2 separate regions of the Homo sapiens genome follow, and region 1 is linked to region 2. The links are chromatin contacts, found by Hi-C in ENCODE. All regions are on one chromosome and are shown on one strand. The core of a region is the stretch at or near the end of the contact, and the rest is flanking DNA. Distances in the headings are between cores, read along the strand shown.

Region 1 (6,146 bases), core at 2,626-5,125, 3.3 Mb after region 2:
GAAGCTAGTACAGATATAAATAAAGTTTGCTGCAAGGATTGTCATCAGAGCCTTATTTCACAGCAAAAGGGAAAAAAATGTTGGAAACATAAAAAAACTATTAAAAAATAACCATGTCACATGTTCCTACAATGAAATACTAAACAATCAAGAAAATATTGAACTATTACTTAATGATAAAAGATTAACATCCTATAACTAAATATGGTTCCTATTTCCTTTGCTTTTATACATTTTTCTAATAGTAAGCATCTTATAATTCCTTCTGTCATTGTATAAGTTACATGTTTATTTGCAGAGTGGTATGAGTGTTAAGGATGGTTTGATCCCTTTCTATGAATAAAGATGCAGGAACTGGTGGAAATTTAGTAGAGGAAGTCAAACGGAGCAGGAGGTCCAGAGTTGGCATCCTTCTGGGTTCTGAAAACCTCCAAGGTTCCTGGCAAAAAGACTCTCCTCTACACACACCTCATCCTGGCACCATGAGGCATCTGGCCTGCAGACCCTGCCTGCTAACAAATGAAAGAGTCCAGTCTCCTTACCATGCGGCTCAATTCCCCAACCCCCCACCTCAAGTCTGGGAGAAATACAGACTTGAGGTGGGGGGTTGGGGAATTGGGCTGCAAAAATAACCCTCAAAGCATGGTTATTTTTGCCTCCTTACTCTTATCTGTCTTTCAAGGTTGGGTGGTGTATTAGTTTACTAGGGCTGCCATTTCAAGTTAGTACAAACTGATGGCTTAAAACAACAGGAATTTCTTCTCTCACAGTTCCGGAGGCCAGAAGGCCAAAATCAAGGTATGGAGAGGGTTGATTCCTTCTGGTGGTTTTAGGGGAGAATCTGCCCCCTGCCTCTCTCCTGGTTTCTGCAGGCAATCCTCAGCATTCCTTGGCTTGCGGATGCACCACTCCAATCTCTGCTCCATCTTCATAGTGCCTTTCTCTCTGTCTTCTTCTCTTCTAAGGATGTGTCATTGGATTTAGGACCTGAATCCAGGATGATTTCATCTCAAGATCCTAGCTAATTACATGTGCAAAGACCCTATTTCCAAATAAGGTTAGATTCTGAGGTTCTAGATGGACATGAATTTTGGAAGTTCACTACTCAAACTATTACAGAAAGCCTTCATCTTCTCTTTCTCTTTGGAGACAGGGTCTCACTCTGTAGCCTGCCTCGAGTAAAATGGTGCCATCTTGGCTAACTGCAACCTCCGCCTCCTGGGCTCAAGTGATCCTCCCACCAGGATCCTCTACAAAAAAATACAAAAATTAGCTACCTGTGTGGCTAATTTTTGTAGAGACAGAGTCTCCCTATGTTGCCCAGGCTGGTCTTGAACTCCTGGGCTCAAGCAACCCGCCCACCTCTGCTTCCCAAAGTGCTGGGATTACAGGTATGAGCCACCATAGCCAGCCTCCCTGCTCTCTCTCTATTTCAGTCCATTTTTTTCTCTAAGTTTCAGTAACTCCACGAGGTCTTCTCTGATTCTTCCAGGTCCCATCCCTTCACAGAACTTTTCTGTAGTCTGCATCCCACAATTCAGCCATAATGCCATACTCTCATCCCCTGTTCATTGCCCAGGACCTACAGATGGAAGTATCCAAAGGCAGATGGACACTCCCTAAACGGATGAACTTCCCAACAACTGCAGTTGCCAATGTTAGAATGGGTGGCCTCAGGAGAGATAAAATTCTCCATCATTAAAGTGTCCAAGCAGAAAGCACCTATCTGGACAGGCTGGGAGGATGTTGTGGGTCTGAATGGGAGATGGAATGAGGTGGTCAAAAAGAGTCTGATTTTATTAAATATGAGAACAAAGACTGTACTCAAATAACTTAGCACAGTGCTGAGCACTGAAAAGGCACTAAGCAGATGGGTATTATCCCACTAGGGATGTTCCTTTAAATCTCAATCTTCCTCCTTTCAACAAATGCATGGAACTATACAAAGCAAAATAAACCATGAGAAAGAAAATGCTAAGTCTGAGACTATTTGTATATTCAATGGCCATTTGCAGACCACCTCCTTGGTATACTGCACTATGGGATAGAATCTGACACTCTTCTGCAAGTCTCTCTTCTTTGATGGCAAGGTGACAAGCAGGGCATGGTCGCATGAGCCTGTAATCCCAGCTACTGAGGAGGCTGAGGTGGGAGAATCACTTGAGCTTGGGAGTTCAAGACCAGCCTGGGCAACATGGTGAGACCCCATCTTCAATTTTTTTAAAAAGCAGCAGCAGAAGCAGCAGGTGATAAACCAGGGCAAATCCTATGCCAGGAGACACCTAAATCAGCACCCCCAATGGTTATGTGACCTGAGAAAGGAACTCCATGCCACCAGAATGTCTAGATGAGCAGTTGGAGGGTCCCTTGGCAAAACCTAAGAGATGGGGTTCTGGGATCTATTTTTGCGCCTGCCCAACCCACTAAGAAAGGGAGAGAAGGCAGAGGAGCTGCTCTCTGCAGCTGCCAAGGGCAGGCTGTCTGCTCATGCTGGAGCCCAGACAAAGCACACCCACCCGGTGGTGATTTATCAGCCGTGGGAGGCCCAAGAAGCTCTTAAGCCGCAGGTGGGTGCCTGTAAAGCCACCCTCCCTGGGGAGCACAGACCTCAGGCCTTGCTCTGCTGCTAATCACCATAAGCACCCCGGTGCCTCAACCCCGATCTGGGTGGCCCTTAACCACTCCCAAAGCCCTGTCACATGCTCAGTGATCTCAGCCGGCCTCACATAAACCCTGTCAAGTAAGCAGGACAGGTGTTGTTATTATTCCCACTTTACAGATGGGGAAAACTCTGGGGGAGCAGTTCGATGGCTTGCTCAGGGCCACCCAGGGAGCACATGTCCCAATTCCTCCCATAGACTAGGCAGGCAAGTGGCATCGCCACTCCCTCTGTGCTGCCTGCCAGCACTTGAGGGTTTTACAAAGGTGGCAACAAATACCAGGGATGTCTCTTCCCCCTGGGCCCTGGGTCCCTTTTTGGACACTGGGGAGCCTGACTCACTAAAACTCCTGTGTCTTTCTGTTCAATCATCCTCCCTCCTCCTGCTTGACAGTTTGGAAGTGGAGGGGCAGGGCCCTGGCAGGAGTAGACATAGCTTGTGCCCAGGCTGAGCCTCCCCCAGGAGCAGTAAAACATGCCTTTTGGGATCTGAGAGGAGAAGCTGCCCATTCTGTACTTTTCCAGACGTGGAGAAAGAAAGGAGAAGGCAGAGCAGATTTGAACTCCTGGCTCAACTCACCAGCCCTGTAGAGGTCCTCAGAGATGAGCCTTGTATTTCACTAAGCAGCCCCAGGAAGCGGTTTGGGGGACTTCAGAGCAGAATGGAGCAAGAGGAACACTGCCCTTGTTGGGGGCCGGAAGTCGGTGGGGTGTGAGTTAGTGATCCTCAGGTCAAGGGCCTCCACGGGAGGATGGGACCCCTGGACCCACATAACCCACGCTTCCCAAAGGCCTTCACTGCAGATTCGACGGAGCCGCAGGAACCAGGACTCAGGAGGTGGCACCTGCAGGGCCGGGAGGAGAGGGACATGCAAATGAGGCCAGGCCATCCACAGCCCACTCCTCCTGGAAGCCCAGAGTCTGGCTGGCAACTTGAACCTGATCTTCTAAACAGGACAAAAAAAGAAAAAAAAGTTGTGATTTCCCCTGACCAACCCATTTCTTTTTCCCCCTTCCCCAACCCCTGTGGAATTTGCACCCTCAAGAGGCACCTGGGGAGCCACCAGCAACTAAGAGTTCAAGGGGCTCCTCTGCATTTGGGGTCAGGCAGAGAGGAGCCACAGCAAGGGAAGGTGAGTGGACAGTTGCAAGCTGTGAAAAGCCAAGTTGCCTCCAGGCATCTAGGCCTGCGTTTGGTTCCCATGACACTCTTACTGGCAGCGTTAATAACTAACCACGTCCCAGACAGGTGCTGGCGGCCTAGCCTTAGGAGTTCTTGTTCAGGGCTGGAAATGAGTCACTTCCCTTTTATAGTTTGCTAGGAGACTGAGTCACCCAGGGGCCGACCCTTTCACACAAGTTCTCACACCCTGGCCAACTAATATCCATGTTCATACCCTAGACCTACCCATCTACCAGGTCAGCCAGGCCCAGTGGGGCTGACCCTCATGGTCTATGTCAAACAGCATCCCCAGGAGTGACCCAGTCCCTGCCTTTTCCCTTTGTCCCCCTACTCTCTCAATGGAGATGGCCCACTCACTGTCCCAAGAGGCAGCTCCTGCCTGGGCAGCTGTCTGAGAAGGACAGAGTCTGACAGGTAGGCGCCCATGCCCAAGGCCCAGTTAGATCCACCTCATCTTTGACCTTACTCTAAACATTGCTCTCATACGTCCTCAATCCTCTGTTTGGAAACCAAAAACACCAGAAGTGGAAAGTTCCAGAGCTGATGAACTAAAGGACAAAACTGCGATGCAGCAAGTCAGCTTCAACCCTCTCGGGAAGGGCAGAGGCTGAAAGCAGGTAAACTGAGGCCTGTGACTGTTAATACACTCCCCTACTTCAGGAGTCAGGTGGGAGGCAGGAGAGGTAGGTCATCGAGTCCAAGGCTCTGAGCACCCACATTCGTCAGGTGGCTCTGGTGTCAGTCTCTCAGGACTAATCTCCTGATAGACAACAAATAAACATCATTAGAGAAAACAAGCTCATATGCATTTTTCAGTAACCCTTCTTTCCCCACTCTCGTATGGCCTCTCTTATGTTTGCCAGCAGGTGGGTACCCATGCCCAAGACCCAGTGACATCCATCTCACCTTTGACCTTTACCCTAAACATTGCTCTCATAACTCCTCAACCCAAGGGGTGCATTTGGTCTTTTTTAATTTAAAAAATTAATTTTTCTTAATTAAAAAAGAGTGTATGTAAGAGAAAAAGAAATAATGAAACTAAAAAACAGGAGGTTAAAAAAAAAAAAACCTCCCCGAAATAGTTTGGGGATTTACTTTTTTTTTTTTAATCCTCAGAAAGTCCCTCTTGCTACCTGGTTTCTAAAACAGACAATCAACAGAGATGACATCAGATTAAACAGCACTGGGTGTCTCACTGCCAGGGGCTCCAGGCAGGTGTGAGACTGACAGGTTGAGAAAAGATGACACTATTTCTTCCCTTAGAAGATGAAAACCAAGGAGGAGAAATGACAGCAGAGGCTGAGCCCCGGGTGTGGTGGGAAACGTGACACCCTGCCAGCCGTTGGCCTTTTGGGTGAACTCTGCTCGCTCCTCTGCATGGGACGACACTGCAACCCGGCGCTTGTTAGTTCCCCCATCTCTCAGGTATCACAGCCAAACTCACCCCAAGGGCTCAGAAAGCTCAGCCTGTGGCTGTCTCACCTCCACAGAGCCCCCTGGACTTTCCAAGCCTGCATTTTGAACTCTGTTGGCTGCGGCCGTGGCTTTCACTTGACCTCTGCAGAGAGAGAGGGGCTTTCCCTGGGACACACGTCTTGCACATAGCAGCTAAGAGCGCCAGCCAAGCTTCGTCGATAGCACCAAGGGTCCAGATGCCAGGAGAGAGACTCCACCCCCAGAGGTGGCTCAAGAGTCCAAGTGAGTCATGAGGTCTGACCAGCGACCATAATGTCCCAGGGTGAAGTGGGAGGCCTGGAGATGGAGCCCGCTGCAGGGACAGGAACCACAGTGACTCACAGTTGGACCCCGAGGGGAAGTTCCATCTGCAAATCCTCTAAATGGCTCTGGTCCCCGGGTGAGCTCATCTGCACTGCCGCTGACACTCAGAACCAGGACTGGCTTCTTTCTCCCAGGGCCCGGGTTTTTCACTCTCAATTATGGTTATGGCAGAAACCAACATTCGAGCCGCAGCACCTCTCCCCTACCCGCCACACACACACACACACACACGATGGATGGACCTGGGGAGACAGCGTGTCCTCCTGGAGCGTCAGAGTTTTCACCTTTAAAAACAGTCCTTCCTCCTAATGATCTCACCACAGAAGCTCTTGGAGCTATATGGTAGGGAATGTGACAGTTCTTTAAAAGGAAGTATGTGAAATCCACACAAGGCAGTAACATTGTAATATCACTGTTTAAAACTTTGGCTCCAGGGACCTGGCCATGAGGCTACCATCTTGCTCCATCTCCCTGGGCCATTGGTCTGGGAGCGGAAGAATGCAAGGCATTGGGGAGGAAAGTGTC
Region 2 (5,745 bases), core at 2,047-4,546:
GGTACAATGTATATTATTTGGTGATGAATACACCAGAAGCCTGGACTTCACCACTACATAATATATCCATGTAACAAAACGGTACTTGTACTCATTAAATTTATACAAATAAATTAAATTTAAAATAAAATAAGCTCATGAACACCAGTCTATCTGCACCTTCCAATACTTTCTGAAAAAAAAAACACATAAATTACATGGTATACTGTATACTCTGATGCTAAAGAATAAGTGTCTATTTTTCAATTAAATATATATAAAAAAAGATTTGAATGTTTAAATTAATTGACAGCTGATCTAAAAAAAAAAGGTAATCAGAATTTTTCATTAGTTGTCACTACCTAGCAAATGTACAACCAGAAAGGAATTCCACAGTGGAACTAGACTCCTGTCGTCCTCCTGACTGCTATAGAATGTAGGAACATCACCATAATGAGAGCAGGGCTCTTACCCTGGGAATAGACCTCGCTTCTAAATTCCCCAATTGCATCATGGTAACACTGAGATAAAACCAACAATTACCAGCCAGGATGTCAGCCTCATCCATGGACTGGGTACTGAAAAGGATCACATGATCTGCTCTACGCTCTCTCAGGAGGCTCCACACTTGATCTCTGGAAAAGGGATCCAATCCAGTAGTTGGTTCATCTAAAAGCAAAATCTACAGAGAATGAAGATATATAAAATATGTCTCTCTTTCACATTAACTGTATCCAGAAGATAGCATGAAAAACAATAAATACCATAAAATAATAACCATCCAGCCATTTTTCTCCAATATACTTCTATTTATAGTTAAACATAGCAGGTTCTCTCTTGATGCATTACAATGAAAGCTCTACCACTTTTAGTGGTAAAAGAACTTGACATTTTGCAGACATTCGACCTGCTTCCTTCCCCATGCATAATCTCACTTACTTGAGGATCTCCTAAAATGGTAATCCCAAAAGTCAGCTTTCTTTTCTGTCCTTCACTTAAATGTTTAGCAAGGTTATCTTGAATGTTTTGCATGTCCAATTCCAATAATATTCGTTGTACCTATATGAGAAAATACGCAACTTTTAAAATCCAAAATGAAGAAGACATTTATGCAGCCAAAAGACACATGAAAAAATGCTCATCATCACTGGCCATCAGAGAAATGCAAATCAAAACCACAATGAGATATCACCTCACACCAGTTAGTATGGCGATCATTAAAAAGTCAGGAAACAACAGGTGCTGGAGAGGATGTGGAGAAATAGGAACATTTTTACACTGTTGGTGGGACTGTAAACTAGTTCAACCATTGTGCAAGTCAGTGTGGCAACTCCTCAGGGATCTAGAACTAGAAATACCATTTGACCCAGCCATCCCATTACTGGGTATATACCCAAAGGATTATAAATCATGCTGCTATAAAGACACATGCACACGTATGTTTATTGTGGCACTATTCACAATAGCAACACTTGAAAACAACCCAAATGTCCAACAATGATAGACTGGATTAAGAAAATGTGGCACATATATACCATGGAATACTATGCAGCCCATAAAAAATGATGAGTTCATGTCCTTTGTAGGGACATGGATGAAGCTGGAAACCATCATTCTCAGCAAACTATCGCAAGGACAAAAAACCAAACACCGCATGTTCTCACTCATAGGTGGGAATTGAACAATGAGAACACATGGACACAGGAAGGGGAACATCACACATGGGGGCCTGTTGTGGGGTGGGGGGAGGGGAGAGGGATAGCATTAGGAGATATACCTAATGTTAAATGACGAGTTACTGGGTGCAGCACACCAACATGGCACATGTATACATATGTAACTAACCTGCACGTTGTGCACATGTACCCTAACTTAAAGTATAATAAAAAATAAAAATAAAATCCAAAATGATTCATATTATGCAATTTTAACCACTCATTAAAGCAGTCGATATTTGTTATGGGACCTCTTTGCCTAAATTTTATTCATAACAGGGCAAATAAATCATTGAAGAGAATTCTGTGGTCATGATTTAATTTGGTAAGTGGTTGGCAGGTCAGTTAATCCAAGCATGCCCTCCTACCTCTTGTTCCACTTCCTTTAGATGAATCCCTTTTATTTTAGCAAACAGGCTGAGGTTTTCCTTCACGGTGAGTATGTCAAATTGAACATTGAATTGAGGACAGACGCCAGTTATCTTTCTGATTTCCTCCAAGTCTTGCATTTCAGAGAGATTTTTATTATAGATGGTAACTGATCCTAAGAATAGAAGTTAAAAATAAAATTGGCAAGATAATACATTCTATTAATATTCATAGATCTCATTTAAGAAAATATTGGCATATGTTCACAAATGTCTAAAATGATTTGTGAACTACTATTCTTGACATAAATATATGCTTATAGAACTGCATATATGTGAACACAATTTGTGAACTACTAATTATTCTTGTTACAAACATATGCTTATAGAACTGCACATCTACCCTGAAATATCACACAATGGAATAAAGATAATAATTTTTATAAAATTGCAGAAATATGAAGTATATTCAAAATTATGTAGCTCTTGGAAACAACTTTAGATAAACATTATTTCTCTTAAGCCATCAAATTTAAAATTTAAAATGAGAGGCATATGCTTGACCTCATTCTATTATAAGACATCTTGCCTTTGAGAAATTTCTTTTTACTCACCTTCTGTTGGAACAGACAATCCATTAAGAATATTTAGCAGTGAAGATTTGCCAGCTCCACTGTGACCCAGGATTGCCGTGATTTGACCTTCATATATGTCAAAGAGCAAGCCTATTTTTAGAACAAATTGTTAACAAATTATTAACAGTATAAACAGAAAGGCATTAGACAGGCCTGGTCCCAACATAGAACAAGGCTATTTAGTTTAGTGGCATATTTCTCAGCATTTCAATACTTTAAAATACACAATGATCAATATTTTCCTAATTGCCAAAATAATATGTGACAGAACTATAATAATTAAAATAATATGTTACTGGTGCAGGATATAGTGACCAATGGAACAGAACAGAAGTCTAATATGGACCAAAGAAAATATAAAAATAAAGATTAATAAAATGACCTTTCAAATGTATTAGAAAGATGGTTTATTTAATAAATAATATTGGGACAACTAAACAAATACATTAACAAATTTTATGTTTGTAATTTTTTTTTTTTGTTACAGGATCTCATTCTGCCACCTAGACTGGAGTGCAGTGGAGCAATCACAGCTCACTGCAGCCTCAATCTCCCACGCTTAAGCAATTCTCCCACGTCAGCTCCCTGTAGCTGAGACTATTGGCCCACGCCACCACACTTGGCTAATTTTTGTATTTTTAGTAGAGACAGGGTTTTGCCATGTTGCCCAGGCTGGTTTCAAACTCCTGAGTTTAAGCAATACACCCACTTCGGGATTTACAGATGTGAGCCACCATGCCTGGCCTGTAATTTTTAAATGCAAAGTATACGGTGTTTTCCAGGGTAAGAGGGAAGTGATACTGGCTGTTGGGACTGACCCACAGTAACTGGAAAAATTAAATAGAAGCCTCAGTTTCGTCATCTGCAAAGTGAGAGATATATTAACATGTCTTTCACAGGCCTAAATGTAAAATGGTACATGTAAATCACTTAGCATAGTTTCCCGCACACACCAAATCCTCAATGAAATCTAAGTGTTTATTGCTATTGTTGTCGTTGTCATTATTATTCATTATGTATTGCTTGTGGGAGTATGACTTTTTATGATTTTAGAGGGAAATAATTTGAAATATGAATCAAGAATCTTGAAAGTATGCTTCCTTTGAATAATTCTGCTTCTAGAAATTTATATTCAAGAAACAATTTATGACATTTACAAAGATTGAACAAGGCTGTTCATTCTAGTATTTTTTATTACACTAAAAATTGGAAACAAATTGAATCTCATACATTGGTGTGTTAATAAGTTAGTCGTGGTATCCATATAATGGAATGGTACTTAGCTTCTGAAAAGTAGGCCATAGATAAAAGATTTCAAAAGTGTGTCCCAAAGGTGTTGCAGATGTGCTCCAGAAACTAACTCCATGAGGAAGGAAGAGGAGGCTAAGGGATTGCAACTTCTTCCCTGATTTCCCAAAGAGCAGCTATACTTGGTTTGAATTCATAATCATATTTTTAATGTGTTGATGTCCAATGCTTTTAATTTTTTAAGGTGCTGCTATTTTTAAAATGAACAAAATTCTTAAAGAAGTTTTTTGTTTAGACAAAAAGAAGTTCATGACTTGATGAGTACAAAGGTAGTTCAAAATGTGCTCCAAAACTTTAAGTAATCAATTTAAAATTATTTCAGTATCTCCTGAGCTAACATTAAAGAAAGAAATCACAGCTCTAGATGGTATTTGATGAGAGAAACCTAGAGAGAGAATAAAATTGCTCATACAAATACATTAAATTCTCAAAGACCTAATCTAAAAGCAATGAATAAGACTGAATTAGAGGATGCTGTATTTATTAGAAAATACACGCAATATAAACACAATGGTCGGAGAACTCTACACTTCTGGAAGGTTCATGGCTCTTCTTTTTCAGCTTTTAAGGCTTCTGTCTTTTATAAAAATCATTTTTATCCCTCCTAAAAATTATTTTTAATAAAAGTAAATAGTCCTCCATGAAATCTAGCTACTCACTTTGATGTTTGCTTAAATGTCTGTTATAGAAAACTGTATGTTAGAATATTTTGTATCAAAATGTGTTTTTTCATTTCAAATTATAACTTAGGTTTGTTATAGGATATTGACTTGTGAAATTTAATTCATAGTCAATGGTTTTACTCATCTTGCTTTAGTTAACCTCACCAGTACATATAAACTATGTAAATTCACCGGCTAGTATAAAACCTTTATCAGATTTCAGTCTAGATGTTCTTTCCTCACAGTGACAATATATAAAATATTGTTCATAGCAGATTAATCTTTAAAAACAAAGAGAAATTACATCTTTCATTGTATGATACCACTGTTATAAATTAATAGATTCATGAAATATCTGGAAGAATTTTACAGCATATTCTTAATCATGATTAATGTCCAAGTGATAGCGTTATTTATATTCTTTTTTCTTTTGCTTATCTACATATTTCAAATTTTTTCACATTGAATGTTTCCCTTTTTTATAATAAAGAAAGAAGTGAAAGAATGAAATTTTTCAATGTTTTTCTTTACCTTTCAATGCTTCCACTTTTCCAGATTTTCCTTTATATTCCTTCTTAACATTTCTGATTCTGAAATAACAAAAAGGGTGCTTACTTAGCCAACACAGAAGTGAAAATAGCACGGGCCATTTATAGCCCTAGTCATAGTGATAACTGCAGCCAACCACTTTATGTGAAATAAGGGATGGCATAAACAGTCTATTCAGAAAGAAAAAACCCTATTTTTGATTACTTATTTCCCCTGAGGTAGAAAATAGAGGAGTCTCTCTCAAGTTACAATTAAACTACTAGTATTTTGCCTAGAAAAGTAGAATGCTGTGTAATTATCCTCACTTTCTTCCTCTAGCTTTAGAACAGTTGGTTCTTCCCCCTGTTCAAGATCAGCTCATTTACCTAGGGTCTTGAACTGGCATCCTGCATCGTCTCCAAGTCTTGCTTATTAGTTTATGAGTCAGACACTCTGTCACCTGCATCTTTTATAGTGTTCTCTCTAATAGTTCCTCTTTGAACTCACCTCTACTTTGGACACAATTTAATTTCTCTCCTCCCTGTATTGT

The links. A loop is a pair of places that touch in the nucleus more often than their neighbours do. Pooled maps may share reads with other maps.
Region 1: a pooled map shows a loop between it and region 2 (23-fold over the local background). The contact joins two enhancer-like sites. A Hi-C loop is called at or near these places in 7 of 37 single-sample maps with no recorded cell type and 5 of 50 pooled maps.

What each region holds. Positions count from the first base shown.
Region 1 is chr17:72,417,461-72,423,606 of GRCh38, forward strand. LINC00673 (long intergenic non-protein coding RNA 673) reads right to left here. Exons shown (of 4, transcript NR_152516.1): 3 at 3,240-3,606. Among named protein-coding and RNA genes, the nearest start is that of LINC02003, 78 kb to the left of the region's middle. RefSeq lists enhancers at 3,487-4,686, 4,077-4,136, 4,187-4,316, 4,930-5,339, 5,420-5,729. Within about 2 kb of position 3,876, at least 15 of the 41 ENCODE cell types and tissues checked have a DNase peak (open chromatin) inside an H3K27ac peak, as active enhancers do.
Region 2 is chr17:69,112,700-69,118,444 of GRCh38, forward strand. It overlaps ABCA6 (ATP binding cassette subfamily A member 6), which reads right to left. Exons shown (of 39, transcript NM_080284.3): 11 at 5,199-5,257; 12 at 2,677-2,787; 13 at 2,063-2,238; 14 at 919-1,038; 15 at 523-661. Among named protein-coding and RNA genes, the nearest start is that of MIR4524A, 16 kb to the left of the region's middle. RefSeq lists an enhancer at 5,364-5,553. Within about 2 kb of position 3,297, at least 6 of the 41 ENCODE cell types and tissues checked have a DNase peak (open chromatin) inside an H3K27ac peak, as active enhancers do.